2 separate regions of the Mus musculus genome follow, and region 2 is linked to region 1. A link is a loop called in an ENCODE intact Hi-C map of the cell type or tissue named here. Cell type or tissue: gastrocnemius. All regions are shown on one strand.

Evidence for each region. Hi-C counts contacts between places; a loop is a spot of excess contacts. Peaks named below come from ENCODE experiments on the same cell type or tissue, not always from the same donor. Only the 100,000 strongest peaks of a DNase experiment are listed, where the experiment ranks them.
Region 2: a loop joins it to region 1, with 2.3 times the contacts of the local background. A loop is called at or near these places in 28 of 42 quality-filtered maps.

Annotation. Positions count from the first base shown.
Region 1 is chr2:103,717,711-103,720,210 of GRCm38, forward strand. It overlaps Abtb2 (ankyrin repeat and BTB (POZ) domain containing 2), which reads left to right. Exons shown (of 17, transcript NM_178890.3): 17 at 1-713. Among named protein-coding and RNA genes, the nearest start is that of Nat10, 42 kb to the right of the region's middle. In gastrocnemius, a CTCF peak has its summit at 1,411 (motif pointing left); DNase peaks (open chromatin) are centred at 1,044, 1,396 and 1,744.
Region 2 is chr2:103,465,914-103,468,413 of GRCm38, forward strand. Cat (catalase) reads right to left here. Exons shown (of 13, transcript NM_009804.2): 7 at 1,781-1,972; 8 at 1,164-1,316. Among named protein-coding and RNA genes, the nearest start is that of Cat, 18 kb to the right of the region's middle. In gastrocnemius, no CTCF peak of the experiment used is centred here; a DNase peak (open chromatin) is centred at 1,196.

The sequences.
Region 1 (2,500 bases):
TGAGCCCCAGGCCACTGGATGCAGTAGCTGGTATGCTTTGTTTTCCTAAACAGAGAAGAAAGGGTTTCCAAATCCTGTCCTCCAAGCTGTGCCTTTGAAAGGGCTGGTGAGGTGGCCCCTGTCTGTGAAGACTGGACCTCTAGTCGCCTGCCCCACGAGACTACTATGTTAGGAGTCTGAGCTCAGAGCTTCCGAGCTGATGATGGGCTACAGTACAGGAACTCAAGGACTTCCGCTCTTGCTGCTACAACTGGCAGCCAAAGTGAAGAGGTTGGTTCTAGGTCGGGCCTAGCTCTAATGTGTCTGCAGGCTGAGGCAGCAGAGTGCCTTCCAGTTAGGACAGGGGTGCAAGAGCACACTTGTCACCTGGGATCTGTGACTCTGGGGCATGAAGGACAAGGCCTCGGTGGAAGAGAAGCTATGTCCCCTCCCATCCTGTCCTCAGTCTTGGCTCCCCATCCTCTGGCCTGTTTGTGGACAGATGCTGGGACAGCATCAAGAACAGCTACCTTAGAAACTATTTATTCATCAGAAGCCCCCAGGGCTTGCAATCCTGGAAAGATATTTTCAACTTGCTGCTTGTGCGGGATGTACAAAGGAATGAATGGTATTTTATTGCTGTAATATTGTATAATACTGTAACTATACCTTAATGTTGTTACTTACTGTAAATGTGCTATGGTTTTATCAACAATAAACACTCATTAACATTGGCATTGGCATCTGCTCCTGGTAAAAGAAGATTGCCTAGGAGTTCAGAGTTGCAGAAGAGCCCCGCTGGACCATGGAGAACCCAGAGCTGAGTCTGTCCCACTGGGCAGGAAAACCCCACAGCAGAGCTACCATATACCTTGCCACTCACCTGTCTGGTATCACTCTGACTCTGTCCTCAGATTGGCCAATTTCTTCACCTGGGAAATGAGGCGCATGAAAATTTGATGTGCCAATGGGCTAGACAGAGCAGGACTCTCAGTGGGGAGGAGGCCCACCTATGGCTTTCTCTGGCCTTATGGCCCAGGCCCCTCCGTCAGGCTGAGATGAGGAAGGTCCTGAGGTTTACACACCTGTGCCAGCTCTACACTGCGTGGCCTGCCGAGAAGCACCAGGGAGATGCAGGAGCAGGCACTGAAGGGCAGCCTGGGCTAGGAATCTGGTAAATATACCACCCTCCTACCCCTAGTTCTTGTTAAGATCAGTGGGAGTGGCTACCATTTAAGTAGCATCCTGGAAAAGAATGTAGAGACTCCAGAAACCAGAGAGGCCCGTTTCCTAGCTCTTTTTGGGTAGAGGGCCGGCAGAATGGCTTGAACTTCACTCTGGGGCTCTGGACTCAGCAGTGAGGACATCCTGTGCATATTCTCTTCCACTGAGGCCCTGTCTTTCACGCCCCACAGTGCCCTCTGGGGGCCACAGGAAGGAGATGCAGTCCTCAGTACCACCATGTGAAGCAGCAGAGAGTGTCTGCCCTTTAAGGGTTTGTGTCTGACCACTCCACCTCCAGCAGAGCTGTTCCTAGCTGAAAAGGCAAGTCAGTTTACAACTGGCTCCAACCTGTTCCTCCGCAGGTGTTAGGATTAGATGAGGAGTTAGCCCCCTAGGCTCATATTAAACAGGTACTTTTAAACAAATATTTAATCATTTTTAAAATTTTTTAAAACATATAAGGGTACTTATGTGAAAAACTCGGTGTAAGCACATGCAGCCCCAGCCAGGACTGTGGGGGCCAGAGTCAGGGTCACTGTGGGGCTTGCTGGCTGCCAGCCTGGCTCCAGTTCAGTAAGAGACCCTCTCTCAAGGGAATAAAGTGGAGAATGACAGGAGCAGGAGACCCGGTGTCCTCTGGCCTGCGCGTGCGCGCACACACGCACACACACACACACACACACACACACACACACACACACTCTCACAAACACACACACACACACACACACACACACACACACACACACACTTCTGTGGGGGGAAAGCTAACTTTTCCTAGGACCTAACACTTATAGCAACAGGGGTGTTTGATCAGTTAGCCCAGGGCAGCAACTCAAGATCATGCGAGCCACTTCTAAGCTGTCAGGCTGTTGCTACTAGCAGCTAGACAAGAACAAAGTTGACTTTTTTTTTTAATTAGTATTGTCTTTATTTACATTTCAAAAAAGCTCCCTATACCCTCCCCCGCCCCCACCCACCCACTCACTCCCACTTCTTGGCCCTGGTGTTTCCCCTGTACTGGGGCATATAAAGTTCGCAAGACCTAGGGGCCTCTCTTCCCAATGATGGCCGACTAGGCCATCTTCTGATACATATGCAGCTAGAGACACGAGCTCTGGAAGACCAACGTGTGGATACTTCATTCCTCCTTAGAATAGGGAACAAAATACCCATGGAAGGAGTTACAGAGACAAAGCTTGGAGCTAAGACGAAAGGATGGACCATCTAGAGACTACCCCACCGGGGATCCATCCCATAATCAGCCACCAAACCCAGACACTATTGCATATGCCAG
Region 2 (2,500 bases), 250 kb before region 1:
AGCTGAAAAATCCTTCTGTCTTCCCAGAATGGGCACTTGCACAACGTCCAACACTTAAAGGCTCCGCTAACACGGTCTTGGTGAGCTCGATTCCTCTCATTCAGGACAGAGGACTTACTACAGTTTAAATATTCCCAACGCAGCACACCTCTGTGCCTGTCCTCGTACCCTCTACTGTCTGTGTCACTTACTGAAGATCAGCCTTCAAACGCCATCTCGTTCCTAGAACTTTGTCACTGGCCCGGTCTCACATCCGTCACAGTACTCTCTGCCTTACACCATGGCTGTCCAGTGTTCCGCAGAAACACACCTAGCAGGGCCCTACTCAACTAGGGTAATGAAAGCTGACTTTCAAAAGAAGTGTCAGATGTCCCCAGTGCCACAACAAAGGTAACCCCGAGACACACAGAGAACCTCAGCTTGCTCTCCAAGGAGTCTGATACTTGCCAGGAATCAGAACTTACATAAGAAGCAACCTTCAATCTCTGTGGTCTGATCTAAGGTCTGATCTATAACCCCTGCTTCGTGGTCAGAGTCTAAACACACAGAAGATTGATGTGCATGGCAATTATTAAGCTGATTTTTTCCTACTGATTCCTAGTCCAAAGCAGAATTGTCCCTCTTTGACCTCTTGGCACAGCACCCTAGAAAGTGGCTTAAAGGGTACTGAATGCTTTTTGAGATCACGTGATTAAACTATTCCACTGCTATTAATCACAGAGTTGGGTTAATAAAGAGCATCCATAGTGTTGCTTTCATAGATAGAAAATATGCAAGCACCACCTTGGAATAGAAACGGATAGGTTATGGTGTCGATGGCTATAATCATTTATTATATCCTTATAGGCTGAGCTAGTCATTTTATTTTCTTCAAAAATATGGAGTCATTACTATTATATCTTTTGTCCGAAATCAAGTGTTCACACCTTGAAATATTAGCTACTTTACCATGGACATGTTTTATAACTGGTGTAACTAGAGAATGACCACCTAAGGATGTCTCATCCAAGTGACCTCACAGGAATTAAGCACCTCAATTAACATTCAAGTGAAAGTTCTAGTAATTCCTCATAAAAGCTCATACCGAGTTATACAGTGCGTGCACATGTACGTGTGTGCACAAACGGGCGCCTGCCTCAGAACAAGTCTTCTTCCTGGCTTACCTGAAGCATTTTGTCAGGGCTGGGCTCGATGCCAGGGGGCATATTGCTTGGGTCAAAAGCCATCTGTTCAACTTCAGCAAAGTAATTAACTGGATTTTTGTTTAAAACCAGTTTGCCAACTGGTATAAGAGGGTAGTCCTTGTGAGGCCAAACCTGAAAACAATGTCAGATTCATAATTACCAGATAGCCAGCTGGCAGACCTGGAAGGCCCCCATGAAAACACCAACTTTCACATGTAATCAAGCCCGTGGAAATAATTCTTAACCCAACAGAAACATGATAAGAATTTCAGGTGATTGCCTTATCATTTCGTAACAGTAAGTGGTAAATATTGACACTGGTGCAGAAACAGAGTAAATTAGCTTTTCAAAATTTGTCCCCTGCTAATAACACACAGGAAGGCTCCAACGTGACCTCAGTGAACTTCCCACACAAGAGGAGAGGTGAGGCACCCACTCACGGGAACAAGGGCTCTGCTGAGCTACCACCTCTTATCTAGCCTGCTCCTGACACCGTGACTGCATGGCTATAATTTATATTATTATTTAGCAGCAGCAGCAGCAGCAGCAGCATACAGGACGACACTTATGAAGCAATCCAGCTGCTGCTGACTTACCTTGGTCAGATCAAATGGATTAAATGGGAAAGTTTCTGCCTCCTTAAAAGTCATGACCTGGATGTAAAACGTCCAGGACGGGTAATTGCCATTGGCGATGGCATTGAAAAGATCTCGGAGGCCATAATCCGGATCTTCCTGAGCAAGCCTTCCTGCCTCTCCAACAGGCAAGTTTTTGATGCCCTGGTCGGTCTGCACAGTGAAAGAAAGAAGCGCAAATGGAGTTTAGGAAAGCGGTTACAAACCGTAACTGGTGACTTCACTGAAGGGTTCTAGGTAGCACAGCCCATTTGGGTAACACGATGACATTTTCCTTAAATCACACTTCTACTGTTCAGAACTAACAGTAATAAATTTATTTACAGGAAACTATATTTATTTATACCAATTCTTTTCAATGTCAAATTATTCCTCTCTTTCACTTTATTTTTTTTACATCATCTGAATTTTTATACTATTAACTTTTTAATCAGAAAAAAAAACTGTCTTAATAAGAAAAATTCTCATCCACTAAAATAAGCAACAGATAATAAAAATTAAAGGGTTTTTAAGTTCACTTTATTCTTAACTAACACATTAAAACACAAAAACTATGCATATTAATGGAGAATGTTTACCATTTCTTTTAGCAAAACACTCAAATCCTTCCTTCCGGGTTTTTTAGAGCTGTAGTACAGTGACTATCTACAGTCACAGTACAACAGCACAAAAGAACTTGGT